2 separate regions of the Homo sapiens genome follow, and region 2 is linked to region 1. A link is an interaction called in ENCODE POLR2A ChIA-PET data of the cell type or tissue named here. Cell type or tissue: HepG2. All regions are shown on one strand. Each heading gives the region's core, and the rest is flanking DNA. Links, peaks and the distances in the headings are about the cores only.

The links. ChIA-PET counts read pairs that join two places held together with the same protein. Peaks named below come from ENCODE experiments on the same cell type or tissue, not always from the same donor. Only the 100,000 strongest peaks of a DNase experiment are listed, where the experiment ranks them.
Region 2: POLR2A ChIA-PET joins it to region 1 with 12 read pairs; 4 of 35 experiments call an interaction of 5 or more read pairs at or near these places.

What each region holds. Positions count from the first base shown.
Region 1 is chr1:93,270,484-93,281,008 of GRCh38, reverse strand. It overlaps CCDC18 (coiled-coil domain containing 18), which reads right to left. Exons shown (of 29, transcript NM_001378204.1): 28 at 10,195-10,525; 29 at 2,279-2,546. The coding sequence ends at 2,532. It also overlaps the pseudogene LOC100130531. Among named protein-coding and RNA genes, the nearest start is that of CCDC18-AS1, 70 kb to the left of the region's middle. RefSeq lists an enhancer at 3,294-4,261. In HepG2, for the core only: no CTCF peak of the experiment used is centred there; DNase peaks (open chromatin) are centred at 4,918 and 5,308; H3K4me3 peaks cover 1,167 bases.
Region 2 is chr1:93,215,483-93,226,007 of GRCh38, reverse strand. It overlaps CCDC18 (coiled-coil domain containing 18), which reads right to left. Exons shown (of 29, transcript NM_001378204.1): 13 at 9,262-9,372; 14 at 8,139-8,270; 15 at 4,265-4,399; 16 at 4,072-4,149. LOC107985521 (a long non-coding RNA gene) reads left to right here and starts at 317. Exons shown (of 2, transcript XR_001737683.2): 1 at 317-356; 2 at 1,637-5,541. In HepG2, for the core only: no CTCF peak of the experiment used is centred there; a DNase peak (open chromatin) is centred at 3,917.

The DNA.
Region 1 (10,525 bases), core at 1,606-9,605:
TCCTGTATAGCCTGTGGAACTGTGAGTCAATTAAACATCTTTTCTTTATAAATTACCCAGTCTCACATAGTTCTTTATAGCAGTGTGGGAACAGACTAATACAGTTGTCCTTTTAAAAGTGTGTCTCACTCTTTCTCATGGCAAATCTGCCTTCTTTTGGATCACTGTTCCCCTACATGAGGATTTTTCTGTCTCTGTTTTTAAGGTATGTCTGTGTTTGGTTTACAGAATTTTCACTATTATATTACTAAGCAGGATTTTTTTTTTTATCCTGCTTAGGGCTTGCTGAGCTTAGAAAATCTATAGGTTGTCATCTTTTCACCACATTTGTGATATTTTCAGCCATAACTATAAGAACTTTTTCCTGCCCCATTTTCCCTTTCTTCTCTTAATACTATCTTACAGGTCTTAGATGCTCTTTTTATATTTATTCAATCATATTTCTCTTTGTTCTTCAGAGTGGAAATTTACTATTTATCTGCTTTCAAGTCAACTGACTTTTCTGTCACCTCCAATCTGCTGTTAAGCCAATATTGGGAGTTTTAAATGTTCAGCTACTATACTTTTTGGTTCTAGAATTTCCATTTGGTTATTTTATCTCTAAACATCCATTCTCAATTTTCTTTTCTGCCTGCCTGTAAAATATTGGGACTCCCTAAGTTTCTACCTTGTACCACTCATTGATTTGTATTTGTCTAAGATTCCTCCCCATCTATTCACTCATTATGGCCATCTTTTCCTTTAAATCCTCAAAAAATATGAATCATGAGGGTGGGTCTTTCCCATGCTGTTCTTGTGATAGTCAATAAGTCTCATGAGATCTGAGGTTTTATAAAGGGGTGTTCCCCCACATATGCTCTCTCTTACCTGCTGCTGTGCAAAACTTGACTTTGCTCCTCCTTTGCCTTCTGCTATGATTGATTGTGAGGCCTCCCAGCCATGTGGAACTGTGAGTCTATTAAACCTCTTTTCTGGCCAGGCACAGTGGCTCAAGCCTGTAATCCTGACACTTTGGGAGGCCGAGGTGGGTGGATCACCTGAGGTCAGGAGTTCAAGACCAGCCAGGCCAACATCGTGAAACCCCATCTCTACTAAAAAATACAAAATATTAGCCAGGCATGGCGGTGGGCACTTGTAATCCCAGCTAGTCAGGAAGCTGAGGCAGGAGAATCGCTTGAACCCAGGAGGCGGAGGTTGCAGTGAGCCAAGATGGTGCCACTGTACTCCAATCTGGGTGACAAAAGCAAACTCCATCTCAAAACCAAAAAACCTCTTTTCTCTATAAATTACCCAGTCTGAGGTCTGAGGTATGTCTTTTTTTTTTTTTTTTTTGAGTCTCGCTCTGTTGCCCAGACTAGAGTGCAGTGGCACGATCTTGGCTCACTGCAAGCTCCGCCTCCCGGGTTCATGCCATTCTCCTGCCTCAGCCTCCCAAGTAGCTGGGACTACACGTGCCTGCCACCACACCCGGCTAATTTTTTTGTATTTTTAGTAGAGACAGGGTTTCACCATGTTAGCCAGGATGGTCTCGATCTCCTAACCTCATGATCCGCCTGCCTCGGCCTCCCAAAGTGCAAGGATTACAGGCGTAAGCCACCGCGCCCAGCCAGTCTGGGGTATGTCTTTATTGGCAGCATGAGAACAGACTAATACAACTGCCTAGAATAGTCACTGATAAACAGTAAACTGACTCAATGAAAGTCAGCCATTATTAGTACAATTATAAACCTGTGGCAGAATGACTTATAAATTTATACTAATTTTAAAAATTAAGTAATACTAGAAAAATTAGCAAATAATAGTCTGATTAAGAACTGACATTCCTCGCCTCTTTTCCTTTCTCTGCCATCATGGTGTGTGCTTGACTTTGCTTCTTGCCATGTCTTCTCACAAGACTTTCAGGATTAAGTGATTGCTGGCCAAGAAACAAAAGCAAAATTGTCCCATTCCCCAGTGGATTCAGATGAAAACTGGTAATAAAATCAGGATTTTATTAATAAAATAAAACCAAAAGGAGACAATGGAGAAGAACCAAGCTGGGTCTATAAGGAATTGCACATGAGATGGCACACATATTTATGCTGTCTGAAGGTCACAATCATGTTACCATATCAGGCTGAAAATGTCACCACTATCCGGAGAGTTTGACATGTTTTGTTGGGAATATATTTTGTCTCTCTGCATCTGTTATGAACGCATTGGTTGGCTGGGTTCAGTAATAAATATGTGAGGCCTTTCATTAAAAAAAAAAAAAAATTTGCATTCCTCAATGTACTTATGCATTTTAACAATGATTTTTATATAAAAAGCAAAAGAAAGCAGCAAGTTTAAGCCAAAAAACAATAAATAAAATAATAAATTTTCTTTAAAAATATAATTAAGTTTTAGAAGGGCTTTCTTTTAAAATATTGAAATATAAAATTTATTCAAAAGCAAAATAACAGCTTCTATGAAGTATGAGCTACATATAATAAGTAAACAGCACAGTACCAAAAATTCCATTTTTTCAACACATCAGTATCTTCTTTGAATTACACATTTTCTCCCTAGAATAATGCAAAATAATAGATTAATATTTGAAATATTCCTAAACTGATTTAGCATTAAAAGTCTACCATAATAACAGGAGTATAATTTAAAGCGAGAGTGAGAAATATTTAGTCTACTGAAAAATATGAATCATAAAAAGTCAATAATGAACCACATGAATATAAAATGCAGGCCGGGTGCAGTGGCTCACTGCCTGTAATCCCAGCATTTTGGGAGGCCGAGGTGCATGGATCACCTGAGGTCAGGAGTTTGAGACCAGCCTGGCCAACATGGTGAAACCCTGTCTCTACTAAAACATACAAAAATTAGCTGGGTGTGGTGGCGAGCGTCTGTAATCCCAGCTAGTCAGGAGGCTAAGGCAGGAGAATCACTTGAACCTTGGAGGGGGAGGTTGCAGGGAGCCGAGATCGCACCACTGCACTCCAGCCTGGGAGACAAGAGGGTAACTCCATCTCAAAAAAATAAAATAAAATAAATAAAATAAAAAATAAAAGCAAATAATTCTGGCTTGATGAGGTGGGTGTGAATATGGGGTTAAACTAATTTTAAAACTCGAAAAAAGGAACATAAATATAACATTTTGGCATCAGTGTCATGTTATAGTTTGAGAGCACAATAAACAAGGATGATGAATAGCTACATGAAAAAATCAATGAAAAAGGAAGATTAAAAGAAGAAAAAAAGAGCAGACAGAGACAAAAGACAATTATGTGGGGAAAAGCAAGAGAGATCAGATTGTTACTGTGTCTGTGTAGAAAGAAGTAGACATAGGAGACTCCATTTTGTTATGTACTAAGAAAAATTCTTCTGCCTTGAGATTCTGTTAATCTATAACCTTACCCCCAACCCCGTGCTCTCTGAAACGTGTGCTGTGTCAACTCAGAGTTAAATGGATTGAGGGAGGTGCAAGATGTGCTTTGTTAAACAGATGCTTGAGGGCAGCATGCTCCTTAAGAGTCATCACCACTCCCTAATCTCAAGTACCCAGGGACACAAAAACTGCGGAAGGCCGCAGGGACCTCTGCCTAGGAAAGCCAGGTATTGTCCAAGGTTTCTCCCCATGTGATAGTCTGAAATATGGCCTCGTGGGAAGGGAAAGACCTGACCGTCCCCCAGCCCGACACCCGTAAAGGGTCTGTGCTGAGGAGGATTAGTAAAAGAGGAAGGAATGCCTCTTGCAGTTGAGACAAGAGGAAGGCATCTGTCTCCTGCCTGTCCCTGGGCAATGGAATGTCTCGGTATAAAACCCGATTGTATGCTCCATCTACTGAGATAGGGAAAAACCGCCTTAGGGCTGGAGGTGGGACCTGCGGGCAGCAATACTGCTTTGTAAAGCATTGAGATGTTTATGTGTATGCATATCTAAAAGCACAGCACTTAATCCTTTACATTGTCTATGATGCAAAGACCTTTGTTCACGTGTTTGTCTGCTGACCCTCTCCCCACAATTGTCTTGTGACCCTGACACATCCCCCTCTTTGAGAAACACCCACAGATGATCAATAAATACTAAGGGAACTCAGAGGCTGGCGGGATCCTCCATATGCTGAACCCTGGTTCCCCGGGTCCCCTTATTTCTTTCTCTATACTTTGTCTCTGTGTCTTTTTCTTTTCCAAATCTCTTGTCCCACCTTACGAGAAACACCCACAGGTGTGTAGGGGCAACCCACCCCTACACAATTATTTGCATATAAAAGCAGTTTAACATAAAGTAGAAAAATAGAGGAAAAAGGCCCAGGGGATTTAAAAAAATATGGGCCAAATTTTCTTGTCATACCTTCATCTTTACTGAGGGTGTGAATTTGAAAATATTATCATGTCTCTAGGTATTACCTGTACTCCTGGTTTAACATTTTTTTTTCATCTTTGTTTTCCCTATAGCTAATTTCCTAATTTCTTATTTTTCATCTTACTGCATGATATATGTACCATATCTTGAAAACTACTTACAAATAAGAGAAATAGAAGTAATAACTTTTTATAAATTCCTAATAAATGGTGAATTAGCTAATTAATCAGTATTCACAACACTTCCACTGCTCTAATCCAAAACAGGATTAGAATAGGAGTTAATATGAAGTCTCTGAACTTGCTGATATTGTGTTCTAAATTGTGTACAGGTGTAATTTTTTGAGTTCTGAAGCTTTTGTTAGTCTGAAAGCAGAATACTTCAGTGTTAAGAGGCTTTACTCTCAATGGAAGTGCCAACGTACTTAACCATTAGGAAAATAGTATTTGGGCTGCAACACAAGGGAGCTAACACTTATTAAACACTTCTCATGTATCGGTTTCCACATTCTTTTCATTGTACCAGTGGACTTTAAAACTGCACTTTTCTGAAGCAGAGCTGGATTTAGGCCAGCTGATACCCTCTGCACAGCCCAACAATGGCGCCTCCTGGCCCTACCACTGCTTTAAAAAATTGCTTAAGAGTCCTTTAGACGAATCAGCTGATGAGTCAAATGCTATCCAGACCCAGGTAGCTGGTTTTGAAACTCACACCATGTGTAAAGAAACAAATGTAATACCTGATGACACTTTCAAATCAAACTTTTAAACTTTTGTCACTCATCATACCAAAGAAAATGATTTTTTAATAGTGCAGATTAAATTTGAACTGGCAGATAAAGACAGTTACTAAAAATTCTACTAAAGTCAAGTGTGGCAGTGAACGAATTAAGAGGATGATAGCTAGGGCAAACAACTCTGTGGCATTCCCCTTAGTCCCCTATGCTCCTGCTTATTTTCCTTAATGATTAATCCAGGGCTGCTCTGGAGCTTTTGCATGAGCAGCCATGAGTAGATTTAAGTAACTGGGTAAAGGTCAGACATATCCTACCCCCAATCAGATAAACTACCTTTGAATCTATTTGACATACTGGATTTCTTTATTTAAATAATAATTTATTTGGTTTAAAAGAGTTTTAAAATCCTGCTTTTAAATAGGAGACCAATGCAATGTCATACTTAAGTGGCAGGTGAAATAAGCCGAGGACCTGAACTAGGCTACAGATCATGGCTCTACATCCCAATTTAAAATGTCTCTTTCAGGCCAGGTGCGGTGGCTCACGCCTGTCATCTCAGCACTTTGGGAGGCCAAGGTGGGTAGATCACTTGGGGCCAGGAGTTTGAGACCAGCTTGGCCAACATGGTGAAACCCCATCTCTACTAAAAAATGCAAAAATTAGCCAGGCATGGTGACACACGCCTGTAATCCCAGCTACTTAGGGGGCTGAGGTATGAGAATTGCTTGAACCTGGGAAGCGGAGGTTGCAGTGAGCTCTCGTGCCACTACACTCCAGCCTGGGTGACAGCACAAGACTCTGCCTCAAAAAAATAAAAATACATCTCTTTCATTAAATTTTACAGAGTAGTATATATTTATTAATGCAACATACATATAAATGACTATGAGGTGGTCACTACCACAGGTAATGCAACTGAGGCTCATGCGCTGTAGGAGTTCCATGTGAGCTTAAAGTTATGAGTATTGACAGTGGTCAATGCATTTAAAACTCAGTAGAGTATCATTGACAATCAAGAAAACTATGTTTATACAGAATATAACTTTGATAGGATTTTAAGAATCCAATCTTTAAGTTTAACAATAGGCTACGTTTGTTTGTTTTGTTTAGAGATGGGTTCTTGCTGCATTGCATGATAATAGCTCACTGCAGCCTCGAACTGGGCTCAAGCAATCCTCCCACCTCAGCTTCCAAGTAGCTAGGACTACAGATGTGCGCCACCATGCCCAGCTAGTTTTTCATTTTATTTTTCTGTAGAGATCGGGTCTTGCTATGTTGCCCAGGCTGTCCTTGAAATCCTAGTCTCAAGTAATCCTCCTGCTTGGCCTCCCAAAGTGTTGGGATTAAAGGTGTGAGGCACCTTGCCCGGCCAGTATTTTGAATATTTTAATTTGGCATTGATCTTCAATGATAATTGAATAGGTGAAATGACTTGAAAAATTCAAATATATATTGCAAAAACCTACAGAGTAAGAAATTATTCTATCTGTTATGTAGTAACTTTTAACTCCTACTATTTATTTATTTATTTAGAGATGGAGTCTCGCTCTGTCACCCAGGCTGGAGTGCTGTGGCGCAGTCTCGGCTCACTGCAACCTCTGCCTCCCGGGTTCAAGCAATTCTCCACCTCAGCCTCCTGAGCAGCTGGGATTACAGGTGCGCACCACCATGCCCAGCTAATTTTTGTGTTTTTAGTAGAGATGGGGTTTTGCCCTCTTGGCCAGGCTGGTCTTGAACTCCTGACCTCGTGATCCACCTGCCTCAGCCTCCCAAAGTGCTGGGATTACAGGCGTGAGCCACCGCGCCTGGCTAACTCCTACTCTTAATCCTTAATTGGCTAAGCAACTGCAAGACCAAACTATGTAATTAGACATACTGAAGAAAATACCAATACAATTATGTAAAGATTATATATAGTGGTTAAGAGCAGGGACTCAGTTTCCTCATATCATAAGGATAATAATAGTACCCACTACAGTAGAACTATTAGGTACTATTATTTGGTACTATTCAGATAATAGTACCTATCAGGGGGTTGTTATAAGGATTAAATGAGTTAATTTATGTAAAGGATTTGCTTGACATACAGTAAAGGCTATGTATTGTTATGATCACAGTCTGTCACTGTACTTATCAAATTTATCCTGCATAAATTAGGTGCGATTTTTACCAAAAAGAGAGTCTTGCATATCTATGACTGCAAGGGTCACTGGAGTAGAGCAGAGGTTCTTAAAGGGTGCAGTACCATCCTCTACAGAACATTCTAGAAATTTGTGATGGTACTTTTTGTTTGTCATTGTGATAGGGGAGAAAGGGACATGCTGCTGCTGATATACAACAGGCAGAAACAAATGATGCCAGATGTCCTGTATCTTGCACGGTTGTTCCACATGACAGAACTATCTGGCTGGCAATTCTACTAGACTTTGCTAGTCTGTTTATGCTTTCCTACTCTCCAAAGTAAGTAACCATTTCACATACCTTCCCTGTTCTTAAATATCCAATATCTTACTGTGCCTTAACTAAAAACCCTGCTTCTTATCTCACTAAGAAAATAAAAGCAATTGGCCGGGCACGATGGCTCACGCCTGTAATCCCAGCACTTTGGGAGGCAGAGGCAGGCAGATCACGAGGTCAGGAGATCGAGACCATCCTGGCTAACACAGTGAAACCCCGTCTCTACTAAAAATACAAAAAATTAGCCGGGCGTGGTGGCGGGCGCCTGTAGTCCCAGCTACTCGGGAGGCTGAGGCAGGAGAATGGCGTGAACCTGGGAGGCGGAGCTTGCAGTGAGCCAAGATTGCGCCACTGCACTCCAGCCTGGGCAACACAGCCAGACTCCGTCTCAAAAAAAAAAAGAAAAGAAAAGCAATTGATAAAGAAATTTCTCTCCCACTATCAAACCTTCCATTCCATGTGTTTCTGTGCTCCCATATTCTGCCTGCCTTCCCACCACAGTGGATGAACTGCCCCTTTTTATCCAAGACCAACTCCTCTACTGCTCTCCTGTATCCCATTTCTTAAGCCTACCTTAAGGATTTTACTCCTTCTGCTCTGTCTTGAATGGCTGTTTCCCTGTCTACTGGATCATTCCTATCAATATCCAACAGCTGTTTTCTCTCTTATGTTAAAAAGCAAAACAAAAAACTCTCCCTTGACATCACATCTCCCTCATTTCTCTGCTTTACTCTTTATCCAAAGAGTTGTCTATTCTTGATGTTTCTATTTCCTCTCTTTCCATTCTATGCTAAACCCACTCTACAACAGGCTTTCATTCCCATTGTTAGGCTAAAGCCAGTCTTATGAGGGTCATAAAAGCCTCGACATTACCAAATATGATAGTCAATAATCAACCTTCACTTTACTTAGCAACACTGGACACAATTGATCTCACCCTCCTTGAAATACATTGTGAAATATTATACTCTCCTAATTTCTCTTCTATTTCACTGATTACTTCTCAGTTACCTTTACTGAATCTTTAACTTCTTGGGTGCTAAAAGTAATATGCTAAAAGTGAAATTTTGGCCAGCACAGCCTGATGAAATCTAGCATTTAAAACTACAGTTGTGTTTACTGTATATAATTTATTTAGCCACTTGATACATTCATAAATATTCATTCAGCATCTACTATATACCAGGCACTAGAAATATAGAAATAAGCGAAATGACCATACCCTCTCCACACAGAGCTTACATTTTCAGTGGGGGAGACAATCAATAAACAAGTAGATAGACATATACTTAAGCCAGCAAAAATAAGTATTATGAAGAAAAACTCACTCAACAATTTTTCTTTGTCTTGGATCTATTCCAAAAAAATAGTTTTTAACTGTTCAGGCCACCAAAGCTATCTTGATGTGTTTGAAAATGATGTTAGGCATTTTTTAAAAAGCTGACATTATCTAAAGGAGATTATTTCCATTCTCAAACTACAGATTAAATCCTATATTGTGGAACATAAGGAATACGAGGAGCAGAAAAGTGAGAAAGTAATTAGTTCAAAATAAGAAGAGGACCAGAAAAATATTAAATCATAAAAGTCAAGAGAAGAGAAAATATCAAAAGGGGGAATGGACAGTTAAATCTACAAAAGCTGAAGAAAAAGAGGATACTAAATTTGTTTATTATACAAAGAGTTTTTTGTGACTTTCAAGAAAACAGTAAATTTAATATTCAAGAGACAAATACAGTAAGTTACAAAGTGGGAAGGGTAGTAAGGAGGTAGCAACAATGGAGAAATAGAATGAATAAAAATTTTTTTTGAGATGGGGTCTCCATGTTGCCCATACTTGTCTCAAACTCCTGGGCTCAAATAATCCTCCTGCCTCAGCCTCCTGGATAGCTGGGATTGCAGGCATGTGCCACTGCACCCAGCTTAGAGTGGGTATGAATTTAAGATGTCTGGAAATGAAAGGAAGAGGGAAATAAAGAAGCCTGAAGATACAGATTAAATCAGGAAGCAGAGAAGCAAAACAGGCAAGCATATTAAAGGCTTGAAAGTACATGTTCAAGAATTTCTCTCTAAAAAAGAAGAGGGATATATCTTTCTTTTAAAGAGAAAAGGGACAAAAGAAGGAAAGATGAATATAAATATTTTAGGGTGAAAAATTATAAGGATGAGGACAGTTGGCCTTATTCATGCTTTTAAATAATGGCTAATTCAGTAAATCAACTTTCCAAGGATCAGTGATAGCCAGCAATAACTTATTTTGACATACAGAGCCCAAATGAACAGTAAATTATGACGAAGTTATGAGAACATTCACCTCAGAACCTACTTTCTCTGGATTCCTCTCACTGCATATTTCTTACCATTTTTCTTTTTTTCAGTTTTTTAATTTTTTTATTTTTAAGCACTTTCATGTCTATCTTCCTATTTTTCGTTCTACTTCCTGTTCTGTCTCCCTCTGCCTCTCTCTTTCCCCGTATTGTCTCACACCATGCAATAGAGAAAATGTCTTTTGGTATTGATTTTACTTAATGTATAAAATGTAAAATCTTCCTTCTTCAAATATTAGTAGTTTTTCATTTAAATATATGAATTTTCTTCCAAGTAATAAAATGATATTCTTTGGAAACAAATTATTACAGTTTACAGTGTATAAAATACATACCTGATTTAAACCAGCACCTGTTTGCATAGAAGACTTTTTTAATAGTCTTACTTCTTTGTTTATGTATCTTAGCATCCCACTAAGCGTGTTAAAGTCATTATTCTCAGAACTATCAGCTTCTAGGTTATATGTGAGAGGTTTAAATGAGTCTGGCTGGGTGTAAGTCAGATTCTTATGGCTTTCTTCTAATGTTGAAGGCTGTTCTAATTGCATTTTCTTTAAGTCCTGTAGTAATTCTTCAGAAAGATCTTCATCACCATGAATTTTGAAAGTAAGATCACTGGCACTAATAGAGCGACGTAATTTTGTACACTTGGAAAAAGATGTGTGA
Region 2 (10,525 bases), core at 734-8,733, 54 kb after region 1:
GTAGTAAGAAGATGAATTTGTAGGAAATGGTTATTTGGGAGCCACAATTGACAAGATAAACTAGGGCCAACTGTCAAGAACCTGTAGGCCAAACACTCTAAAAACTTTTCTTTAAAAGGTAAGTGGTATTTAAACCTACTTCTTAAGCCTCCTTGAATAAGAAAAATAGGAAAGTGAGTACAAACTAGCATACTGTTAATGATGCTTAAGTGAGATTTTTTTTTTTTTTTTGAGACAAAGTCTTGCTGTGTAGCCCAGGCTGTAGTGCAGTGGTGCGATCTCGGGTCACTGCAACCTCTACCTCCCAGGTTCAAGCAATTCTCCTGCCTCCGCCTCCTGAGTAGCTGGGATTACAGGTATGCACCACCATGTCTTGCTGATTTTTGTATTTTTAGTAGAGAGTGGGTTTTGCCATGTTGGCCAGACTGGTCTTAAACTCCTGACCTCAGGTGATCCACCCGCCTTGGCCTCCCAAAGTGCTGGGATTACAGGTGTGAGCCACCTTGCCTGGCCTTAAGTGAGAATATTTTGAAATGCTGAAGTTACTAAGAAAATAATTTGTCAGCTAGAAAAAAAGAAGTGAAACCTTCTTTGCTTTGAAACAGTGAAAATATTTTCAGAAAGGCAGCAATTTAACTTGGTCCAAGTGTTCATATAGTTGCCACTGCTTTACTACCTTAATACCAAAGAGCAACTCAAATTTGGTACTTTTCGTTCAAGGCGCACATATTGCATACATGCTCCACATCTCATCTATTAAGATTCTTGTCTTGCTCCTTGTTTTCTTTATTGTAAATTTGAGCTTCTCAATGGTGTTCTTCCTCTTAATGCTAATAATGTTCTAGTAAGCAGTCTTGAAAAAGTGAAAGAAATCTTAGATTTCTTAGCAGATGAAAAAACGAGAAAAACATTCTCTCTTGCAGATTCTATTCTACATCATGAAATTATCTTTGCCACTCTTATTTCTAAAAAGGGAATCTTATAAGATACACAGTTTTTGAACACCACCCTTATAGTCTGTATATGAAATCATTAACAGCTAAAAAATCTGTAATTCTGAATGACTAATTAACATTTGTTTTATGAAAATTATAAATACTTAGAAATTTTCTTTTTTATGAAAGAGAATGGGCATTGGGACTTGTATCATCCTTCACACAGAGAAAATAAATAAAACCTATGATTCTGTCAGAATATCACTACCTAATAGTTAACAGTGTAATAACTCATTTGGGCAAGATTCATCATTAGATATGAAAGCCATTGATTATAAGGTTATTGAGGAACAGGATATTCACATGGCCTCAAAGACTCACCCCAAAGTTAGTTTGCTAATTATCAATGAAAATGTATGCCCTTAAAATAATGAGATCTGGCAGTCATCAAATTAAATAAGGTATATAATCCTGAGAGTGTCTCCTTAAATTTTGTGTCATCACACTTGATTCACTGGGGTGAATCAGGTCTGGGGCATGGCTAGATACTCTTCAAAGCTTCCAGGTGATGCTGATGCTGCTAGTTCACAGACCATGCTTTGAGTAGCAAGGCTATAAAGGACAATTTTAAGTAATTGGGGAAATTTTAGTACGGACAATGTTGAATGATATTACTAACTTAATGTTGACTTTCTCTGTAGTGTAGTGGTGGTGTGGCCATACAGAAGAAATTCTCTGTTCACAGGAGATGCATGTTAAGTATTAAAGGGGTAAAGTATTATGACATCCGTACCTTCTCTCAGGCGGTTTGGCAAAAGGGAGGTGGGTTGGTAGGGACACACACAAGCATGCATGCATGTGTATGTGTAGAGAGAGATAAAGTGAGTGTACCTAGAGTTTAATAGAGTTTAACAGAGAGTGAATCTAGGTGAGGAGTAGACTATTTTTTCAATTTTTTGTGGGCTTGAAATTTTAAAAAATAAATTAGAAATAAATCAATTATAGCTAATAAAAAACTAATTAAAAACCCAAAACATCCGCTACTCTATTGAATTTCTTATTTGAACAGAGTTTGAAAGTCTGAATCTCATACAGATAAACATCTTGCATTGTATACAAACCACTTGCAAATGTGTGTGTGTGTGTGTGTGTGTGTGTGTGTGTGTGTGTGTATAAATAAATGAAATCAAAACAAAAACAAACACCACTCTGCTGAACCAAAGAAGCTCCTCAGGTGCACAATCTGGAGACAACCAGATAGGGCCCTAGGCTATGCATCTTCAAAAAAAGAAGGTAAACTCTTCTTTTATGTTTAAGACTTTTTTGTGGGGGTTTTGGGGAATCTAAAGTAGAAAATAAGAGGAAAACAAAACAAAAGAAATAAAATCTGTAAGTCTAATAAGCACCTTTTCAATTTTCCATTTAACAGCAGGTAACAACTGGTTTAATTTACTGATTTCTTGTTACCAGTTCAGAATTTTATCATCAACCTTTTAGCTTAGTGATACAACTTTAAACTGACCCTTATAACTTTCCTATAGATAAAAAAATTCATATTTCTTTTGCAGAGAACAAGTTGAGGCATGTTGAGAGACATGAACAAAAGTCATGAAAGGAAGGTAGTAATGACATAATCAGGAGAGAAGTAGACTTCAGGCTTCTATTTTGCTGCTATAAATAACTTATGTGTAGAATCAGTCAATATAGCTTAAATCATAGGAATTTGGCTTCTATATTTCTTACTCATTTTGATTTTTCCCCAAACAGCAAACCTGCTAAAGATGTTAAAGGAATAAAATCCAACATCATACTTCATTCTTTTGCTGATTTCTTTTCCATCTCATATCTGGCTATTAACACACGGAAATACCTCACCAGATGACTGCCCAGTTACGTTAGGTAGTTTAATGAAAACCAGGAGTTAAGTGGCTGCATGAGTTTTATCTAATAAAAGTATTTCATGCCTACAATCTCTGTACAGTAATCATTTTTTAATATTAATGAAATTTGGGGCTATTCTTACACAGGGAAATGAACTGACATTGCATTAAATGTTAAGAGTTTTGGTGAATACTACAGGAATATTTATGAATAAACACATGTCTACATGGGCATACACAGTCACAAAATGAATTAAAAACAGAATAGGGAAAAAATAACATCGTATCTTTAAAGCAAATCTTTTATATTCAAGCTACATATGACAGAATAAACGTCATAGCATATTTGGACCTACGTTTAACACTAAAAATGCAAGAGAAAATACTAAATATATAGCAGTTAGTTACAAAACTTCGGGCAACTCAGTATGTGCTAAGCACTTTATATACCCTGTTTCATTTAATTCTCACACTAATGCTCTTCTAGGGTATTGTCATTCCTATTTTGTGGATGAAGAAATTAAAGTTCAAAGAGTTAAATAACCTGGCTAAGGTTACAGTGAGTGGGTAAGCACTTGAAGCCACACTGAAACCCAATTTAACAACAAAGCCCATGTTTTTAACCATGAAGATATACTAGCCAGAAAGCCGTATTTTAGCTAGAAATTCTGGCTTTATCTCAATTAATCTTACAAGCCAACTGATAAAAACAAGCAAAATTGAATCACTTTTAGTTTTCTCTTCCTCCACTTCCTCTGGTAATTTTCTTTTTTTTTGGTAATGTTAATAAGTAGCAATTATAGCTAAAATTTAAAACAATTTTTAGGGTTATAAAAACTGTTTTAAGACAAAAAGAGGCTAGATAACCTGCAAACTAGATGATTAACTATCAAATAATTAAGATCATAATTCGCTCTAAAGAAAATACATTTAAAGGAACTAAGTTCATTGAGTCAGATCAAATCGTCAGCTCTGAATTGCCTTTTATCTGTACAATGTTTACAATTTACAGAGAAAAGTAAAAAAGCCACAAGAATGTCTCCAAATAGAAAAAAATAATTAGCCAGGCATGTTGAAGCACGCTTGTCCTAGCTGCTCAGGAGGCTCATGTGGGAGGATTACTTGAGCTCAGGAGTTCAAGGTTGCAGTGAGTTATCATCATGCCACTGCACTCCAGCCTAGGCAAATGAGAGAGATTCTGTCTGTTAAAAAAAAAAAAAAGGAAAGAAAGAAAAATAAAGTATTAGCATACTAGCCTTGATTGTTTCTTCAGATACTTGGTTCTGTAATGCTTTTAAAGCTTCATCTTTCTTCATATTTTCCTTTTTCATTTCCTAAAAACAGTAAGAAAAGTATAAGTATGCAGATTTGATTAGATTTAAAGGCAAGTTATAGAGACATAAAATATTAGTCAACTTCTAAATAGCACTTTTATAAGGATGATTTTACCCCTTTGCTTTCCGTCAAGAGTCTATCTAGTGATTCAAGATGATGTTGTTTGCATATTATATCTTGTTGCAACATGGACATAGTCTTTTCTTGTTCTTTAAATTGTTGGTCCTTTTTCTCTAGTTGAGCTTCAAGCTAAACATGAAAACAGAATTTTCATATTAAATATTTTAAAATTTTGAAACATTTTAAATATTAAATACATGTGACACTATAATTGAAATTACATAGATTTTTGTATTTTGCCAAATTGTCTTCAGCTTCTCTCTTTTTAAGGAAGAAATGAAATCACTTGCATGAACAGACACTTCTCAAAAGAAGACATATATGTGGACAACAAACATACAAAAAAAAAGCTCAACATTGCTGATCGCTCAAGAAATGCAAATCGAAACCACAATGAGATACCATCTCATGCCAGTCAGAATGGCAATTATTAAAAAGTCAAAAAACAGATGCTGGAGAGGTTGCAGAGAAAAGGAACACTTTTACATTGCTGATGGGAGTGTAAATTAGTTCAACCATTGTGGAAGGCAGTGTGGCATTTCCTCAAAGACCTAGAGGCAGAAACACAATTTGACCCAGCAATCCCATTACTGGGTATATACCCAAAGGAATGTAAGTCATTCTATTATAAAAATACATGCATGTGTATGTTCATTGCAGCACTATTCACAATAGAAAAGACATGGAATCAACCTAAATGCCCATCAGTGATAGACTGGATAAAGAAAATGTGGTACATACATACTATGGAATACTATGCAGCCATAAAAAGGAACGAGATCGTTTCCTTTACAGGGACACGGATGGAGTTGGAAGCCATTATCCTCAGCAAACTAACACAGGAACAGAAAACCAAATACTGCACGTACTCACTTATAAGTGGGAGCTGAATGATGAGAACACACGAAGACATGGGGAGGAACAACACATACTGAGGCCTATAGGGGAGTGGGATGGGAGAGAGGGAGCATCAGGAAGAATAGCTAATGGATGCTGGGCTCAATACCTAAGTGATGGGATGATCTGTGCAGCAAACCACCATGGCACACATTTACCTATGTGACAAATCTGCACCTCCTGTACGTGTACCCCTGAACTTAACGGCTGAAGAAAAAAAGGCAAAATGTAGAAACTAAGAATATAGACCCCTTTACCCCTCCCCCTTTACACTGTCGTTGTCACATGTATTATATCAATATACCTCATCAGTAAATGTTATAATTTCTTCTTTCAACTGCCATAGATATTATAAAAATCCTATATTTACCAAATATTTACTGTTTTTGTTGTTCTTCCTTTATTCCTGAGGTCCCAAGTTTCTCTCAGGTATTTTTTTTCCATGAGGAACTTTCTTTAGCATTCTCTTTTAGAACAAGTCTGCTGGTGACAAATTCTCTATGCGGTCCTTCATCTAAGAATGTCTTTATTTTACCTTCATTCCTAGAGAGTATTTTTGTTGGATATAAAATAGAATGACAGTTTTTTTCTCTTTCAGCATTTAAAAAATGTTGTTCCATCTTCTTATGTCCATAGTTTTTGATGAGAAATCTGCAGTAATTTTAACATTTGTTCCCTTATATGCAGTGTCATTTATCTCTGGGTGCTTTCAAAGTTTTTTGTTTTAGTTTTTGGCAAGGATTTTGATGTGTCTAGAAGTAGTTCTCTTTGATTTTTTTAAATTTGTAAATTTATTTCCTTCATCAAATTTGTGAAGTTTTCAGACATTATTCCTTCAAATATTTTCCTGCACTAATCTCATTCTCTCCTTTGACTCTGAAGACAAGAATATCAGATCTTCCAGGTCCTTCCCCATATATCTCTGAGGCTTTGTTCAATATTTTTATAAATCTTTCTTTTCTTGGAAAAAAAATTTTTTCTCTGTTGCTCAGACTGAATAATATCTATTAATCTACATTCAAGTTCACTGTCTTTTTCCTCTTGTCTGCTCCATTCTTCTGTTAAGCTCATCTAAATTACAGCAGCCCTGTGGTATTCGTGGTTTCACTTTCCACAGTTCAGTTACCTGCAGTCAACCCTGGTCTGAAAATACTAAATGGAAAATTCCACGAATAAACAATTCATACGTTTTGAATTGCAGTTCTGAGCAGCGTGATGAAATCTCATGACGTCCCACTATGTCCAGCTCTGGACAAGAATGATCCATTTTCCATGCTGTATAAGCTACCTGCTCGTTAGTCACTTAGTAGCCATCTTGGTTATCAGATCAACTGCCATGGTATCACAGTGCTTGTGTTCAAGGAACTCTTATTTTACTTAATAATGGCCCCAAAGCAAAAGAGTAGTGATGCTATCTGGATGCAGATCCAATTTGGATATGTCAAAGAGAAGACATAGCATGCTTCCTTTAAGTGAAAAGGTGAAGGTTCTTGACTTAATGAGGAAAGAAAAAAAACTGCATGCTGAGGTTGCTAAGATCTACAATAAAGAATAAATCTATCCATGAAATTGTGAAGAAAAATAAATTCATGCAAGTATGGCAGTTGTACCTCAAACTACAAAAGTTACAACCACAATGCGTAAGTGCTTAGTTAAAATAGAAAAGGCATTAAATTTGTAGGTGGAAGGCATTAACAGAAAACATGTTCCAACTGACTGCAATGTGTTGCACCAGAAAATATTGAGTATATATTAAGACTTCAGCAAAGATCCCCTGAAACAAGTGACACCAAGTCATTTACTGCAAATAAGGGATGATTACACAGATTCAATAATAGGGTTAGACTGAAAAATATTAAAATTATTGGAGAAGCTGTGTCTGCTGATGAAGCAGCTGCTGTCACATTTCCAGCAGAGATGAAGAAGCTAAGGAGAAAAGATACCATCCAAAGCAAGACTTCAATTGCAGCGAAACTAGGCTGTTCTCAAAGATGACTCACAGAACCTACATTCATAAAAGTGCAAAGGAGGCTGGGCGCAGTGGCTCACACCTCTGCGTGAGCCAGGCACATTGGGAGGCTGAGCCAGGCAGATCACGAGGTCAGGAGTTTGACATCAGCCTGACCAACATGGTGAAACCCCATCTCTACTAAAAATACAAAAATTAGCCAGGCTTGGTGGCGCGCACCTGTAATCCCAGCTACTCAGGAGGCTGAGGCAGGAGAATCACTTGAACCCAGAAGGCGGAGACTGCAGTGAGCTGAGATCACACCATTGCACTCCAGCCTGGCCGACAGAGCGAGACTCTATCTCAAAAAAAAAAAGTGCAAAGGAGGCACTAGGGCATAAGAGAGAGAACACACTTTTATGAGAACAAGTTTTCACATAACTTTTATGACAGTATTTTGTTACAATTGGTCGATTTTATTAGAATTCTTGCTAATCTCTTACTGTGTCTAATTTATAAATTAAGCTTTATAATAGGTATGTATGTATAGGAAAAAATATATAAGGTTCAGTACTATCTGTGGTTTCAGGCATTCACTGAAGGTCTTGGAATGTCTCTCCCATGGATAAGCAGGGACTACTGTATCTATTTTTTTTTACTGTGTCTTGCATTTTTGGTCTCAAATTTTCTTTTCTACTTTTAACCCAAGGTCAAGAGTGCTTCTCTTATTCTGCTTTTTCCTCTCAATCAATCTTCAAGCAACTGATATTTTTAGGGAAATGGAGTCTACAGAATTACTCTTACTTTAATAATGTCAAAAATAATGATTACAGCTGAAACAGAAGGCATACTATATTCTGTTAAAGCACTGAAAAATTATTCAGAAAGATTGGGATTCTAATTACAGCTCTTGCCACTAACTTTTGTGTATCTTTGTGTCCTCGTCTACAAAATAAAAAATGCTGGGGCTAGTAATGTTTAAGTTTCTTTTCAGCACTCATATTCTAAATATGTATTACTTACTCTTTCAATCTGCTTTTCCATTTCTTTATGCTGTTCCAAGTGAATTTTCTTTGCTTTTTCAAAGGCTAAACAAATTTTCTCATGCTCTGTATTAATATTGGTTTCTAGACTCCTTATCTTTTCATTCTTTTCCTAGAAACACAAAACACTTTAAAGGAGTATAATTGATTTGGGAGGCCAAGGCAGGCAGATCGCTTGAATCCAGGAGTTCAAGACTAGCCTGGGAAACACGGCAAGACCCCGTCTCTATGAAAAATACAAAAAATTAGCTAAGTAGATGTGGTGGCATGCGCCTGTGGTCATAGCTTCTGGGGACGCTCAGGGGGAAGCCTGGGAGGACACGGCTGTAGTGAGCCATGATTGTGCCACTGCACTGCAGCCTGAACCACAGAGTGAGACTTTGTCTCAAAAAAAAAGTATAATTGAAAAGCAGTTTTACATAAAAGTACATTAGTCAACCATTAAATATGTCATACTCCATTCTTTAAAGAACCACAGTAGTTTATACTTCAAACTTTAACAAAATGGCTAAAAATACTTTATCAAGACGAGAAGATTTAAACTATTTTAAATATCAAGAAGCATATCAAAGAACTACCATTATCTTCAATCCTATTAGGATAAAAATGAGAAAACGGCCGGGTGCGGTGGCTCACGCCTGTAATCCCAACACTTTGGAAGGCTGAGGCGGGTGGATCACGAGGTCAGGAGATGAGACCATCCTGGCTAACACGGTGAAACCTGTCTCTACTGAAAATACAAAAAAAATTAGCCAGGCGTGGTGGCGGGCGCCTGTAGTCCCAGCTACTCGGGAGGCTGAGGCAGGAGAATGGCGTGAACCCAGGAGGCAGAGCTTGCAGTGAGCCGAGATCACACCACTGCACTCCAGCCTGGGCGACGGAGTGAGACTCTGTCTCAAAAAAAAAAAAAAAAAGAGAAAACTTGGATAACTTGCCATATAAGCCTATTAACTTAAAAATATAAACAAGAAATGATCAGAAGAGTTTAGTAGAATTTATACTTTCCTATATATTTTATAATAATGATGCTAAAACAAATGTGCTGTCACAAATTAAGTGCCTAAAAATCACAGTAAATTTGTAGGAACAAAGATAAGTTTTACCATAAGCTCCTGTTCTAGTTCTGCATTTTTTGCAGCAATAGAGGAATAAGCAACTATCTTTTCTTCCAGCTGTTTCTCAAGAGTTAAAAGTTGAGAACATTTCTTTGTCATCTGAAAACACATTGAAATAAATGTAAAATTATTTTTTAAAGGTAATGATTTTGCATTCTAAGATCAAACACCTGCTCCTCTTTCAAAGTTCAAATACATTGTGTCTAGGTAAATTGGGCAAACTTACAGTTATAAACATTTAGGATGCAAAGTGAATAACTTTTTAACCCACATAATTATAAGTATTTTACAAAATAAGTGACAATTAAGAAGAAAAACAAATACTGAAAACAAAGGATCACTTCTTCTATCTATGTAAAACATAAGTCATTTAATTCAGACCCCTATATCCAAAAAGGACAATACCCTAATCTATTTTTACGTAGCTGTTAAAGACTGAAATAAGTACAATAAAATGTTATCAGCAGTTATTTCTGGTGGTAGAATTATCAATGGTTCATTTTCTTCTTTTTCCCCTTTTATATTAACAAGACTGTGCTATTTTTGTAATTTAAAAAACTTATTAATCCCAGTATTTGGCAATTTCCTAAGTAAACTGGTAGCCATAGTTATAAACTGTCTAAATCTCCATCTTCATTATTAACATAAGTTCCTATCTTATAGTTCTTTTTCCTCAGCCTTGGCTATAGACTTTAAGCTGAGAAAGCAGGTATTTAAAAAGTGTACCTATAGATGACTGCAGCCTCTGGTTTGAAGATCGAGTATAAGATATACACATGTGGTCCTGGTCCACAATTACCTAATGAGGCACCCTTATCCTGTCCTCAGTGAAAATGAAGACAAGATATTCACAAAACACTCATTATCCCCTTTTCAGAATGTAATTCCTTGCGTAGTTGTTTCAGGTTTACATGCAGTTGTTTAAAAATACAGACTCTTTAAACAGCAGAAATACACAAAAAATAAAAATACAGATTCCGGCTAGGTGTGGTGGCTCACACCAGTAATCCCAGCATTTTGGGATACTGAGGTGGGGATCACCTGAAACCAGGAGTTCGAGGCAAGCCTGGGCAACACAGCGACTGTCTCTACAAATAAAAAATAAAAAAACTTAGCTGGACATAGTGACACATGCCTGCAGTCTCAAATACTTGGAAGACTGAGGCAGGAGAATGGCTTGAGCCTAGAAGTTCAAAGCTACAGTGAGCTATGATCACACCACCACACTCCAGACTGGGCAACAGAGCAAGAC